2 separate regions of the Mus musculus genome follow, and region 1 is linked to region 2. Evidence: chromatin loops called from intact Hi-C (ENCODE). Cell type or tissue: heart. All regions are shown on one strand.

Region 1 (8,000 bases), 660 kb before region 2:
GTCATTGTCTACTTCCCTAGCATGCCAAGCCACACTTGAGGAGATTGTCCCATCTCCACAGCTGCAAAGGTTTGTATCAACAGAGCTTGAGCCCTGCGATGGCGATGTTGCATGCGACAGATGCACCAAAAGGCCAGGACACTGATGAGCATGCAGCACAGTGCCAATCCACCAATACCGGCCCATTACTTTAGGTGTGTGTGACATAGCAGTGGCAATCCAATCTGCAAGTCCTTCAGCCATGGATACCTCCACCCGAGCGGAATTGATATGGACTATTCCAAAATCTCCTTTGGGTCTAAACAAGGTCATAACCGAAGGGGTCTGCATGGGCCATGTTACCAATCTAAGCATTCTGGTCACAATAGCTAAAGAAAACGTAGAAGCATTCCAACACATACTATAAAAACAACTATCCTCCTTACATTCTACAACATCATCAAAATAACTACCATTATAAACTAAAAATACAAAAGGAGGCCAAATGCATACAGGCGTGGCTTTAAAGAATACATTTTTCCCATAAGCAAATTGAATAACAGAAGACTCAAATAATACAGATCCATTCCAATAAAAGCTAGTATTTCCCCATGCCCCACCCATCAACATATTCAAAGAAGAAAGATCTGTACAACTCCCACTTTATCCCACACAACAGCCATACATTAAAGGATTGCTTGCCCCTCTCTGGGCTGGATTTTGATACGTCCAATTAAACCCTGAAAACGTTTGATTATGACTGGTACTAATATAAGGGGAAAAGGTAAAATATTTTTTCACGGCCCACGCAGCTTTCCTGGACTGGCAGCCGGTCCATGGGGGAAGCGAATCTTGAATACCCCTACAAAAGGGGGCCCATCATAGATCTTCAGTCATCACTGCATGCAGCATCATCACCCCCAGAAGCAGCTTCATCAGGGCACCTCCGTTCATCTTGAACTACCCTCATCAATCACTCCGGAACCCACAGCGGCTGGCAATGATCCTGTGGAAAAACACAAACAGACCCTCTCGCCCAGACCAACACAGGATCGGGCCCATGCCATCGTCCACTCAGAACATCCTTCCACGTGACTGTGCCTTTGTAGGATGCCTCGGGATTGGCAAACCATTCCGCAGCAGTCAGATCATTTTTATCTTTATTCAAAAAATTCAAGGTAAGGAGAGCAATGGCTAATCTCTCCCTAGGAGGAGCGCCAGAGGCTACCCCCCTTTCTGTTTTATTAGGCACTCTTTCAGAGTGCGATGGGCTCTTTCAATGATGCCCTGACCCTGAGGATTGTAGGGTATACTGTGCACCAAGTGGACACCCATCATTTTACAAAAGGAAACAAAAGAAGCTGAAGTATAAGCAGGTCCATTATCAGTCTTAAGCTCTCTGAGCTGACCCCATGCACCCCATGCCTCAAAGCAATGGGCAATGACATGGTGTGCCTTTTCACCAGTATGTAGGGAGGCAAACAACACCCAAGAGGCTGTATTTACAGAAACATGAACAAATTGCAGTTTACCAAATTCTGAAAAATGAGTCATGTCCATTTGCCAAATGTGGAGGGGAAGCAGGCCGTGAAGGTTTACTCCCACACTCACCTGAGGCAATAGGGGGCCACAGGCTTTGCAAGCCGTAACAATATCTCTTGCCTCTGCTCTAGTAATATGAAATTGAGAAGAAAGTGTTTTGGAATTCACATGAAACTGTGAATGAAATCCAGGAGCCAGTTCTACAGGTTTCTGAATCAAAAAGGCAGAAGCAGCTCTAGCAGCTTTATCAACCAAATCATTGCCCTCTGCTAAAGGGCCAGGCAAACCTGTATGAGCTCCAATGTGTTGGACAAAAAATGGAGAACTTCTATTTAAAATTAAGGATTGCAATTTATTTAACAAATCCCCTATAGTGGATCGAAAATTCACCTTCCCCACCATTTCCATCACTGCTAGCGAATTAACCACATACTATCTGAAATTAAATTAAAAGATTCAGAATACAATTCAAAAACGTTTATAACAATGTGCAACTCAATAACTTGGGGAGAAGCAGGGGGAAACTGTAAAGTTACTGGCGTGGAGCCATGGACCAAATATGCTCCGCAGCCTGTCTTAGACCCATCTGTAAAAATTAAAGGGGCATCAGGCAATGGCACTCAAGAAGTAATTTGTGGAAAAACAACTGGATGAGCTTTAATCAGCTGCAAAATGGGATCCTTAGGGAAATGATTATCCATCTTTCCCATGAAGCTACATCTCAAAATTGCCCAATCATCAACAGTAGCTGATAATACTTCTATTTGCTTCATATTATATGGAACAATCAATTCCTGAGGGGGATTGCCAAAATATTGAATACATTGTTGTAGGCCAATCAAGGCCAATTGTGCTACCAAGGCAGGGCAATAAGACAAGATTTTTGCGGGTGAAATCTTGGGATGTATCCATAGCAAAGGGGCGCCCTGCCAGAGGATACCCTTTTTTGAGTACCCTTTTCAACCAAACTTAACGCTACGAGGGCAGAATCAGTAAGCTGCCGGGGAGAATTTAATTCTATATCTTCCGGTAAAATATTATATAATGGTTGTAATTGTTTGTTAGTTAGTCCCAAATAGGGACGTACCCACTGTATATCCCCCAATAGCTTTTGAAAATCATTCAATGTCCTCAAATTATCCCTCCGAATCTGAATTTTCTGGGGAGATACTTGACTATCAAAAATTTTAGTTCCTAAATAATTCACCATTTTTCCTTTCTGAACCTTTTCTGGGGCTACAACCAATTGCTTTTCTTTTAGTTTTTGGATCACTATACTATATGTGTGTGTAACTTTAATTGTCTCACTCCGAGAACCTCAATAGTCCCTAATCCGGGAACCTAATAGTCTCTAACCGAGAACTTGAATCATTCCACTTTCCTGGGAGCTTTCCAACTGGCTACTCTGACTGCGGAGAGTTCTGGACTCATCACATCCTCGTACGGGTTCCACCACTTGTCGCTACCGTCTCTGACCAGCAGAAAAGAAGCGACAAAACCGATGTCCTTCTCAAGGCAGTTTATTCAGGAACTTCACAAATGTGTAGGAAAAAGAATAATGCCACAACCTCTCTTGGCCATCCCCCTTTATCCCCTCCAGTCCACTCCCCCTCACCCCAGTCCACGTAGGCACAGTTCATTGGCTCAGGACTACATTCGTCACATCATCTGATCTTTGGTGCATCTGCGCAATGCAGCTCAAGGTACGTGGCTATCTTGAGGGATATGAGGAAGTCAGGTGCCAGTCATAAGACTTGGCAGCAGTCCCGGGCTCCATGTTGGAGCTGTGGCCACACCCGCTCCTCACAATGAAACATGGAAAGAAACTCAACAATTAGCCTAAATCTGACTATGGTTAGCCTAAATAGGAGTGTTTCTCTTTCCTGAAGTTAAAAAAATCCCACTTAACAACTATTTTTTTCTATTAAAAGCCAATTTGTTAACGATTTTTTAAACATTATATGTATATGTTTTTTGCTTTTGTTTTGTCTGTTTGTTTGTTTGCCTGTATGTATGTCTGTGCACCATGTTCATACAGTACCTGTAGAGGTCAGAAGAGGGCATTGGACTGGACAGTCAGATGGTTGTGAGCCACCATGTGGGTGATAGGTATAAAAGCTGGGTTCTTTGAAAGAGCAGCCAGTTTTCTTAACTGTTGAGCCACCTCTCTAATCTCTCGTTAACACCGTGAAAAGCTACTGTATCTTAGGCATCAGTGTTCCTATGTTCTTCTTCAAATTCTTTTATTCTTAGAAAACAACCATGGCAATTAAAAACGAACACAGTGCCCAGTCATCCTGGTATTTACTGTGTGCCAAGGTCCTGCTATGCGCTGAATGGACAACAATCCCTGAATTGGCTTTTACTTGAACTTTACCTATGACGATGAACTTGACTTTTGCGTACTTAAGAAAGAGACTTAGTTTTTATTAGGCTAAAGGGTGGTTACAGTAGTTAACACCAGGTGGCGCTAAAAGACTGGGCTTGGAAATAGAGTGCTTGGGCCTCTGCAGTACACTAGGATGAGAGATGTTCCTATTGAGAACAGAGTTAAAGAAAAGAAGGGCCAGCATCACCCTCGATTTTACATCACCACCACATGCCAAGGTCCATTCTCTCAAGTTTTCTCGGTGGTGAGTTCTCTGGAGAGCTGAAATTCTTCGTGTGTATACACAGTGATTTTCCTGGGGTGTCAAATGTCCCTAAAAATTATCCTGGTTTTTCTAAGAGAAAATGAAAACAAATCTCACTTGAAATTACATTAGGAATGGTCTGGTCTTTTCCCTCACCGCTTAGCTATGCAGGAACACAGAACACATCACCTGAAAAACCTTCTCATCAACTTGGGCTTTATTGATGAGCACAAGTCCCCTTGCTTAGGGATCTCCAGGATGCTCAGAAGGGTTTTTCTCTAGTGCTGGTACCAGGGGGCTAAAATCCTTCAACAGACACCACAGTTTAACACAGTAGAATCCTTCCACTGGCCTTCAAAGGCATGGCAGAGGTAAGAAGAGTGGAATAGAAAGCCCTGCCACTCAAAAAACGGAAATTCCAGGAGCTTGTGAAACACAAGTAACCAAAATCAAGGACTAGCACTCTTGGAAGGAATTAAGACACAGGGGAGGGCAGAGCTGTGCTAGAACTTATGCAGGGTCTATGGGAAGTGGCTTTGGCAATAGATGTGGGAAGAGGGATGTTTTAAAGGCATGTTCAGTGTTTTGTTACCAGCTCTTTCTTTTCTGAGTTTCAAATCTAATAAAAATTTAGGGCAGTAGTTGGACATATGATTTACATGAATCCCTCGCAAAATGGTTGCGGTCACTTCTTTATGAAAATAGTAGCATTATGGGGAATATTTTCTTTTTTTCTTTCTTTTTTCTCTTTTCCTCTCCACCCCTTCCAGGACAGGATCTCACCATATAGCCCAGGCTTTCGACTCATAATCCTCTTGCTTCAGCTTCCCAAATGCTGAGGTTTTAGGCATATGACATCATACCTGCCTCTACTATCTCATCATATAGCAGCCAGTTACCATTTTGGATTCCTTGATTTGACCCAGACATCAGACAGTGAATTTTCCTTGTGATCCCTGTTGACATAATAGTCATGCTTTTAGTCTGAGCCTGGAACTCTCCAGATACTCCAGGAACACTAGAGGCAGGAATTGGTCTATCATTCTTCATTTCAAGGTCCTCTTTTGGTCAAGGGAGAAATAGTGGGGAAGGCCAGCTGTTCCACAGATTTTGCTCAGTGGCAGCTACTTGGCTAATGTAATCTGAGGAAGTTGTTCTCTTAAGTCTTCTATGTATATTTTATTTATTTTAACATTTGGCCTTGAAACCATTATTGAAGGCATTATCTTGCCCTCAACACATTTTGAAACACATTTAGTCTGTGAGAGCAGTAGGACCAAAGAAGGAATTATATTTTCCAAGAGATGGTTTTAAGCTGCATACAGTGGTATACATCTGTAATCCTAACTGCTCAGGAGACTGAGTCAGGGGGACTGCAAGTGTGATGCTAACCTGGGATACATTCATAACAAGATCCAGCCTAGACTGGAAAATTTTGTGAGACTCTATCTTTTAAAAATTGGCTGGGAGTGGTGTAAGGTGTCACTCAGTGCTAGAACATTTGCTTATGTGTCTAAAAAAAAAGAGTTGAATCTAAGGTTAAAACTATGATTTGGGGCATTTTATTTCTGTACCAATAGTCGTTGAGTCTACAAAAATACATTAATCTACTTGGCCGGCTCTCTACATTTGTCATTCATTATATACCACAAAAGGATTTTATAAACATGTACATATAGGAACAGAAATTTAAGGTGGATTTAAGACGAGGGAATCACAGAATAGTGAATACAGTATTCGAAATCTGAAGCATGAGTTTTGACATTACAGTGGTGTGAAACTTTCTCATTGACAAAAATATGTGCAACCAAGGTATTCCCCCTATACCTGCTAGCCTGGAAAGAGGGTGTTCCCCCCCTTATGGGTTACCCTCTACTTCTCTGCTCTTAGATCTACTCTTTCTAGCATGACAAGAATATTTCTGGATTGTCATTTGTATGTGCAACTCCAGGTCACTGGGGCTGCTCCTAGTTTCTTCAACAAGGAGTGTGATGAGCTCTCAGGAACCTGCAGCAAGAAGCTTGCCAGTCTCCTCTGAGAGTGCATTTGCAAGGACAAGCAGGTCTTTGTCCTTCTAGAAGTGCCGACCTTCTGAAGGGTCTTTTTCTCAATCCCTGAAAACAAGCAAAGCTGTTGTCTTCTGAGACGCATTGGTGTCTCTGGTTATGACCTTCAGCAGTTAGTCCTTTCATGCTTTTGCACAATTATTCCCAGTGAGGCAACTTCTGCTTTGGATACAAAGAGGTAGCAAGTGATAAAAGCACCCTGTGTCTGCTACCCCAAGATGGTTATGACTAGTTGTCCTCTCAGTTTGTACTGCCAAGGAAGGTGTGGACAACAGGAATTTCAGAAGAGCAGCAGGATTTGGGCAGTCATTGCAGACAGCAGCCAAAGCAAAGTCTTTCCATTGAAAGGCAGCTTCCTTTTGGTCCATAAATTCTGACAAAGGCTTTGTGGGCTTCTCTCTGAGCAGATTTCAAGATGAAATATCATCCATATAGATAAATACCAAAACCCCATCTATCTGGAGGAGACTTGGGCTGGAACTGACAGGTGCAAACCAGGAACCCTAGGAGCTCATACCTCTCTCTGTCCACCAAGAACTGGATGGAACAGAAAGTGGTTGCCCTCATTGTACAGTTCAGACAGCACTGCACCTCCTGAATTGTGGAGGCTTAGACAACATCTGAGATTAGAAGAGACCATTACAATTTCAATAAGTATTCTAAAGTGATGCTTTGAGAGTTTGTGTTTGTTCTCCAGGTCTGCTAATAACTACAAAGTCTTAACACAATGTGCCATTCAAAAATCACACTCAAGCCACTGTGCTTGTGTGCATGCATACACTTGCAGCTCATTAGTGTCAAGCTCTTTGTATTTTAACGAGTGTGTTTGTTATGACAGGAGGCATGGTACAGATGCTGTTTTGCTTCCATCACTGGAAGCTTAGAAAACTCAAAGCAATAGAGACAATGTTTTACAGTCTCTCAGGACATCTGTTGAATACACAGCCAAATGATTTTATTAAAATAAATCTGCGGCTGATTTTTCTTTAATAGTAGCTGAATAAATACATTGACCATTTATAACTGTTATGCTTATGGGAGCCAGGGAAACGATATGCATAGCTAGCTCTATCCCTGGCCCCATCTTTTGGCTTTCAGGATTGGAAAGTGGGATCCCTACACAGATCAGGATGTCCCCCTGAATCTCAAGGTGGAACAGCTTTGTGGGGAGAAATTAGTTTTGAGCACTAATCAGACATCTCTTTGAACTCTTAAATTATTTCATGGTTTTAAACTCCTCAGTCTACACTGAAGAGTTGGGGAACAAGAGAAAACCACCTGGGGTCTTGTATTGGCCTCTTTGAATGGACAGGTGTGGCAAGTAGAATTTGGAGAATGCCCCTGTCTCAGCCCATTTGTTGCTGCTGTAACAAAATACTCAAGATGGGGATTTATAATGGATAGAAATTTATCTGGTCCCCAGTTCTGAAGTTTGGGAAGTTTAAGGATATAATGCCAGCACTTGCTCAGCATCTGGCAAGGGCTCACTTGTGCATTATAAGGTGTGTGGGAGCATCACATGGCAAGCGTTTTAGCTCAGGTCTGTCTCATTCTTATTATGAAGCCTCTAATGCTCTCATTGGGGATCCTGACCTCATCCAATCCTAATCACCTGCCTAAGGTACCACCTCTAAAGGATATAAGATTTTTTCAATTATTTATTAGATATTTTTTCATTTATATTTCAAATGCTATCCCAAAAGTCCTCTATACCCTCCCCCCACCCTGCTCCCTTACCCACCCACTCCCACTTCTTGGCTCTGGTATTCCCCTGTACAGG
Region 2 (8,000 bases):
TTCACTGTCATTTCATCCTAAAGATTTTAGGTAAAAAAAGGTAACAGTCTAATGCCTGATATCATTTTATCCCCCAAATAAGTTGAGCAGAAAAAACAAAAACACCTTGAGGGGAAGGCCACAGTAACAAGACATAAGCTAAAAACTGGGGAGGTTTCTTGAAACTGCCACTTTGTCAGAAAGTCTAAGATGCTGATAGTTTGTTAAGGTCAGTTTCTCCCTTAGAGGAGTTCTCCTTGCTTGACTTAGAAGCATTATCTCACGAGTGTCAACATTGAAACCATTCATATTGTTTAAAAGGAGATAAGGTTACTGTGAATAAAATGGGTATCATAATATACTAAGTTACTATATTGTTTCAGACCTCTAGGCATACATAACAAGGGACTGTAGGGGCAGATATTTCAACTCAGCAAGTCACTCTGTAAATAGACGGGCTGTGGTCTGGTTGCTAATATCAAGTAACAAGTTTCAAGTCAGGGATGCTATCTTTCCTCCCATAGCTTGAAGGGAGAGGGTGAACAAACAATGTGCATGAGGACATATGTGATCTGATGTAGAATTAATGACTGTTAGGTCAAGCACTCTTCAAGCTTTAGCCTATGTCTGTATGATATGAGGTCATTATTGAAATTCAGTTACTGTCCAGTAAGTCACTCAAAAAGGTCTCCAATTATTCAGTTCTAATGAGGTCCCAAGTGGTCTGTGGAGAGTACTTTGAGTAGCAGGAAGAAGCGCTAGGACCTTTCAGATAAGGGAATCTGAAACTCCCACAGGAGAAGACTTGGGGTTCAGAGGTCATATGCCACTTTCATTCTGCCTAGTAGTCAAGAATGAACCTAGCCTGTAGTAGGTTTTAAGTTTGCACGCCTGTGCCTCTTCACTTCCCTCATGCCCAGTGGATCCCATGCTCAATGTATTTGAATATAGTGAAGATGGCAGATATGGAGAGCACTATCTGAGGGCTCTCAGGGCTTGACTGAGTAGAGAAGAATGTGAACTTCAGCTGCTTCTTTAATCTATCACACACCACCACCCTTGAGAAAGAAAACACCTCAACCATTCTTCATTCCACAGAGTTGAAAGTCCACCATGGGTCAGAGCTGGTAACAGGCTTCTAGCTTCACTTGCCTAGACTTGTCTTGCTGGGTTCTTCATTAAAATGTTTCTAAGAGCAGAACCCATGTAGTGTATGAAAGGGGTGTGCCCTTCAGAGAATCTTTAGAAAGAACTCATTCAACATACAAACCTACAGCTCCATTCAGCTGCTGCAAAAGAAAGCCCAGACAGACAGACAGACAGACAGACAGATAAATCAGCAGTGAAATTAGAGCTACAGCCCTGATTGATTTGAGTTCTCAGAAGACCTTTTGGTTCTCATTTTAAAATTATCATCTTATCTACTTATTTGTTTACTTACTTATTTATTTATTTATTTATTTATTTATTTATTTATTTATTTGTGTGTCTATGTGTGAACACATATTCATATGTGTCTGTTCAGGCTGACTCCTGAAGATGGTGACAGCAAGCACTCTTAACCACTGGTCCAAATCTTCATCCCTCAGAGGACTTTTTCCAGGAAGATTTTCAACTGACAGGCAGGGTTAAGAAGAATCCCAACATAAAAGAAAGGAAGGATTGAGAAGTCATCAAAATTTGAAGGTTGGGCATGGCAACTCACGCCTTTAAACAAGGCACTTGGGAGAGTAGGAGTTGTGAGTCCAAGGGCAGCTTGGTCTGTATATTGAGATCTAAGACAGCCAGGGTTGCATAGTAAGACCTGGTCTCAACAAAACCCAACAATAACAACAAAATTTGAAGTGGGTGGAGTGGATCACACACTGTTGTCCAGAACAAACCCTTGTTTGAGAATTCAGTGGTGACTTTCCCTGAATCACTGCTTTTAGGTATGACTGATTCTCATCAAAATTGAAACGACCAGTAAAACAAGGAGAAAACCATGGTAATAAACCTGCTTTTGTCTTCCTCTTTCATGTCTGTGTCAGATCAAAACAGGAGACAGCCAGTCTCACCAGATGCTGTGGATCCAGTTCACAATGAGAAAAGGAAAAATGATGGTTTGTGAAGACAATCAGAGGAACAGAAGATTTAGATGTCTTCTATTTCCCGTGGAAATTAAACTTAGGGCTTGCTCTGTGTCTGCTATGCAGGAGCTTGTTGCACAGCACTAGCTTCTGAATCAAACAATATCCATCTTCATCTGCTTGTAAACAATCATTCTTTCATAGGAGGAGGTAGGGAGAGCCACTGGACCCTTACCAGCCTCTCATCCCAATCTCTCATCACAGCCAGCCTCATGCAGCTTTGTACTGATTGTGTGTGCCTTCATAGTTTCTGTGAGAGGTTAGAGGACTTAGGCTAGGGGAAAACAAGGAAAAGAAAACCCATGTATTGTTATGGTTAAGTCTTCAGCCAGGGAGGGTAAAAACTTTCCATTGTGGTTGCTTTGGGGCCACTTGTGCTCCAGGCAGTAGCCCTTCACCCATGCTCTGTAAGCTCAATAAGCTCATTGGTTCCCCAGGGGAGCTTGATGGGTCTGAAGTTTGGTTTGTTATTGGTACCTTAGAAAGAAGGAGATAGATTGTCTAGGCACCTGCCAGTTAAAAAAAAATTCTCACAACAAGGTCTTTCAGTAGCTTGAAGTCCACCATGAGTGCTGTTTGGGCCTGAGTGGCTTAATAACATATATAAAATTCTGTTCGATCAGACATGACCTTGGACCCTTGGTTGTGGGTGTCCAAATTAGCTGCTTGGTGCGCAGACTGGAAGAGGGGCCTCAGGAAGAGCTGGAGGTTTATTAAGGCTCTTGGGAGAAGACAAGAGTCTGAAAGATGACATCGTCATGGCTTCCAGGTCATTGAAGACCATGAGTTGAGAAAGCAACATCTAGAGACTAAGGGAAATGCTGAGTACTAAGAATATGACTTCCTACTAGGCTACTGTCAGTGGGAATTACAGGGAACGAAAGGGCACTGAGGCATCTGCCACAGTCTGCCAACTGTGCTGCCCTCTGTGAGTTGCCAGCTGCTTAAGACAATAAACAGACAATGGCTATCAGTGGATAAGATGAGTGAATTCCCACAGAATAGGAAAGATAGTTTACTTTGTCCTGAAACATAGGATAGCTCAAGTTTTCTAAATGATGTTTTTCATATTACATTTACAAATTATTATCTGACATTGTATCTTGAAGATAGTCAATGTGAGTTACGAAGCAATTAAACAATAGAGATTTATAATTTTCTATATTCATATGTCAGTTGCTATTTTTTCTCTAACGGGGGACCAGATTTGATTCACAACAGCTATATGGCAGCTCTCAAATATATGTATCTGTAATTCCAGGGAATCTGATATGCTTTTCTGACATCTGAGGACACGAGGTTCCTAAGTGTGCACAGACATACATGCAGACAAAATATCTATACAATTCAATTTTAAATTAAAATGAAAGATGTCAATTTAATGTACCAAGATACTAAATCTTTGCAGGAATACACATTATTTTCTCACTTTCCACTGTAGACTTTTTTTTTTTTATATAAATAGTCACTATCACTTTAAAAAGTGAGTGGGCAGGCACAACAACATATCAGACTAAAGAACATTTGATATAGTAGTCTTAGACTTCGGAGAGGGATAGGTTCTAAACCTAGGCTTTTTAGGTAAGTTTAGTGAAATCTCCGAGTTACTATCCTTTCCCCTGTTAATGGCGGTAACAGGAGGGATCACAGGGAGGACTAAATGAGATAATTCATAATTTTACTGTAAACGGGAGCCTGAAATAGAAAATGAGATAATTCATAATTTTACTGTAAACGGGAGCCTGAAATAGAAAGAACTTAATGCTACAATAACAACAGAACGTAGACCAACAACAAAATAACAATTTAGCATTAATTATAGATATAGTGGTGTCTCTGTTGAGCAAAAATGAGAGCTGGCTAAGGAACCAGATTAGTGTGCGGGAAAAACTACATTTCCCAGTAGGCTGTGGCCCAGGGGCTGTTTTCTCCTATTTCCGGGTATGTCACATGACTCTCAGGCTGCGCTATGGCGGAAGCAGAGGAGCAGGTAAACGCTGGCAGAACTAGTTCGGGGCAGCCGGGAGCTGGAGACCCGAGCGAGGGGTTCTGGGACGCGGAGTGCCAGGAACGTGGCAGCTCTGACCGGGCGAGTTGGGGTGGCCCTTCTCCGCGCGGATAGCGCCTTGCACACCCGCTCTGTCCGAGCCGGCCTTGCCTGGGCTCAGCCCTTCTGGTTTATGTTAAATGGGATTTTTTGAAAAAGGCAAGTTAAGAGTAGACTGCTATGCAAGGCTTTAAGGATTATTCCCGTTGCTGGCAAGACGTAGATGGAAACGTCCAGCTATAGCTGAGAAGTGGCATTGAGGTGCTGAGTACAAATTATTGCCTTTTTTTCATACAGACGTTCTGATATAGGGCGAAGGACAAAATTAAATGAAACTAACAAAATAGAAGACTCAGGCTAAAACTCGGAAGAGATTCCTTAAGTATATGTATATATGTGTATGTGTGTATATGCATATACATATATGTATACACACACACACATAGAAGCATATATATGTATGTATCATCTACCATATTTCCCCCTCATATATTAAATGCCCTGCTTGCCAGTTTCTGTGATGTTCCTTAAGACATGCATGGTGATGCTCTGTTTACTGTCCTAAGAGACATTTACTAGTGGACTTTTTACTGTTCACATCTGTGCTTTATTTTGAGTGTGCCAAAAGTTACGGAATTTGACAAGGAAAAATTTGGGTTTTGTCATTACGTTAACAAGAGCCTCTTTACTATCATTTGTGCAAACTGTCTTTTGCAGTGCAGGTCCGAGGCAAAAGAGTTTTCCTTCCCAGCAGACCTTGCTTAGTTTGACTACTGCAAGGTGGCTTTTCACATTGAGCATTTTCATTTCACGTTGAAATACAGTTGTGGTTTTGTAGTAAAACAAACATCCAAGTTAAGTTTTTAGATTAGACCCAGTGTGATAGAAATATGGAGTAGCCCTTGTATTCCCACTCATGCAGAAGAGGAATTTGCCAAGGCTGTCTGATGTTAAAATGTAGAAAATCAGGCAGATAACCTGATTCACAGTTGTGCAGTGCTTTCGAGCTTAAAAAGATCCTCACACATGGCATTTGGTCCTTCTAAAAGAATTCTGTGAGGTAAATATTTATTCTGATATGGAAGTCATATACAGCCTCCATGTCCTAAATCCTCTTGTCCCAAACTGTGGTAAAACAGTGCCCATATTGTAATCACCCTAAAGGGCCTTGAGTATCCACCCCTTCCTCGGTTCTGTGACTCTGTAAGCCACTCTGTCTCATGCTGCCTTTCTTGCTATTCTGTAACCAGTCCAGGCCTGTACCCACGCAGGACCTTTGCTCACACTGCCCCTTTTCATGATCTCTGACGTCTACAAGGCCTTCTCCCTTACTGTCCTCAGGCCTCTGGGATGGTGTGCTTTCCGATTGTGGCTCATTCTTTGAAACCACCTTCTGATGTTCGTCTACATAATACTTATGATCTTAAGCTTTTTATTTCTCCTTGTATATTCTCACTTCTGCTTGCCACATGATAAATATTTATTCATTACTGATGGCTGATATTGGGATATTGCTTAATACTTAATATATTAAATGATTGAATTTTACAGAGAAATGAATTGAAATGCAGTCAGTTTGAACTGTCTCATGCTTACATCTATAATGTTTTAGTGTCATGTCTCCAAAGCTCACATTTTCTTCACACTACCTTGTGTCTTAAAATATGCTGAAGAACCTGTCTAAATTTTATATATGAATATGTGTGTGTATATATGTGTGTGTGTGTGTGTATATATGTATGTATGTGTATATATATATATAAAAACTTTATGATGTGGAATAGCCCTTATCATCTTCATGGTTTTCCATTTAGCCCTTATTCCTGCTGTAGTGTTTTCACAGCTGATGTACTTTTAGGAAATGCATTCTTCTCCATTGCTATCAGGGCAGCCTTGAGAAAGACCAGTAGTCTACTGCCTGTTGCAGAAAGAAGCAGACATTCATAAATTGTTTTATGAATTCATAAAAATTGCTATGTCAAAATATAAATAAATAATATTCATATCATTAGTTTAAACATGAGTAGGTTTTTCTTTTTCTTTTTTTTTTTTTAAGTCTGGATTGGTGCTGCTAATATTTTGGCACCTTGAATATTATTTGAAAACCGTGACATCCTTTTTTCTTCTTACTGGGTATGTTAGGAGTTGGCATGTGTATTTAAATGAACTATCATGACAAATTACAGAGTGAGGCAAAACATTTTCTTGGTACCCTGTCCTGTAAGTGCAAAATTTCTCCCAAGATGAATAGCTCAAAATTAAGCCCATTGGCTTATCTTTCCTGACTGTTGTGTTCTTTGATGGTAGTCTCCACTTTAATGTTATGAATAGCCCAAATGGTGACATCTGCACTGAGTTAACATGCTATAAAAAGTTTCCACAGTTTAAAGCTAAAAATCACTGTTGGAGTAGAGATAAACAGATGTCTTTAAGTCATAATGAAAACCTTGATTTTGCTGATATAGAAAAAGTACTTTGTAAAAGTAACATTTGTGTTTTATAGTTCACAGAAAGCTAATAACCTCAATGCTGCCAGGGATTCTTGTAACCAGCAGTTTTGCTTCGTTCTGGAACGATTTATAGGTGGCTTTCATAGTCACAGATGCCCAACAGTGTTTGTCCCGACCCCTCATGAATAACGCTCTGCTTGAAGTCTGGTTGGTGGTGTATTTGTCTCCTGCGGACTGCTGAGTCCTCAGAATGAGGGCTGTAGCTTACTCATGTCTGTATCTCTCCAGGAGCTTGTCTTCAAACCAAAAGGGAATTTAATAGAAAGAGAACACTCAAAGTTGTCACATTGTGAATTCTGTTCAATAGAGTTTGTGTGTATCATTGCATCATATTTAAAACATTGGGATGTTAATAATTCACGTGTAATATGGACCACCTTCTCCACACTTCTTCCAAGCCTCTCTGCCCACTTTCATCTCTTCTCCACTCAGCCACAAAATTAACCTTCTGGTCCTTGACTGGATGAGACAGTTTTGTTTTGATTTCCACTACTGCATCTTAGAAATTAGGGGAATTTCATCCTTATTTCAGGTTATTCGATGGTATAATCCATGCCTATGAATAGCTCCATGCATATAAAGTAAAAATGAGGTTTGTCTGTATTCCAGTGCCTCTTTGTTTTTTGTTTTTGTTTTTGTTTTTTGCTTTTAAATTTATTCTCTAAGACTTATTGCTATGAAATATATCTATTAAAGTGGTTAGGGTGAAATAGCTAATGTATAAATAAGACAAAGATTAATCATTTAGATCCAGGTTTGGCTGGGGCAACCTAGGTTGCGCTGTAAAGGAAAGTCAATGTTTAAAAATAGCCAGTGCTTTCCAAGTTTAAGTCTCAGGTTGGTACCATGGACTTAAAGCCATGACAGTGAAGCTCACGTTGGAGGAGCAGGACACCCACCTACGTCCACTGTGAAGATTGTCCCCATTGAGGTCCATTGGAATCAGAGATACTACTAAAAGCTGGAAACCATTAGGGTCCGTATGCAGTTAAGCCAGGGCTAAGTGGAGGGAACACCCTAAGGAAAATCTCATTAGAGATCACAGACTCTAATGATTGGGAGATCACCTTATCTTTGTCTTTCTAGTAAAAGCTATCCTACACTTATCTGAAGTGATAAGTGTGTTTTTGATTAGCATTTTTATTATTAGAGATTCTGAGAACCTTTCATGTACCTTTTGTCCATTTTTTAATGTCTTCTTTGTCTATTTAGGTTAGGTTATATGTTTTTTTGCTATTGAGTTGTGTAAATTCTTTGCAAGCTTGGAAAGTTAGACTTTTGTGATGTATATGGCCGACAGATTTTTTTCCCCAACATATAAGCTGCCTCTGTATA

Evidence for each region. A loop is a pair of places that touch in the nucleus more often than their neighbours do. Peaks named below come from ENCODE experiments on the same cell type or tissue, not always from the same donor. Only the 100,000 strongest peaks of a DNase experiment are listed, where the experiment ranks them.
Region 1: a loop joins it to region 2, with 4 times the contacts of the local background. A loop is called at or near these places in 2 of 42 quality-filtered maps.

The regions. Positions count from the first base shown.
Region 1 is chr13:18,053,432-18,061,431 of GRCm38, forward strand. No RefSeq gene overlaps it. Among named protein-coding and RNA genes, the nearest start is that of 4930448F12Rik, 43 kb to the right of the region's middle. In heart, a CTCF peak has its summit at 3,981 (motif pointing right); no DNase peak of the experiment used is centred here.
Region 2 is chr13:18,713,239-18,721,238 of GRCm38, forward strand. It overlaps Vps41 (VPS41 HOPS complex subunit), which reads left to right and starts at 4,054. Exons shown (of 29, transcript NM_172120.4): 1 at 4,054-4,098. The coding sequence starts at 4,078. In heart, no CTCF peak of the experiment used is centred here; a DNase peak (open chromatin) is centred at 4,123; H3K4me3 peaks cover 1,234 bases; H3K27ac peaks cover 671 bases.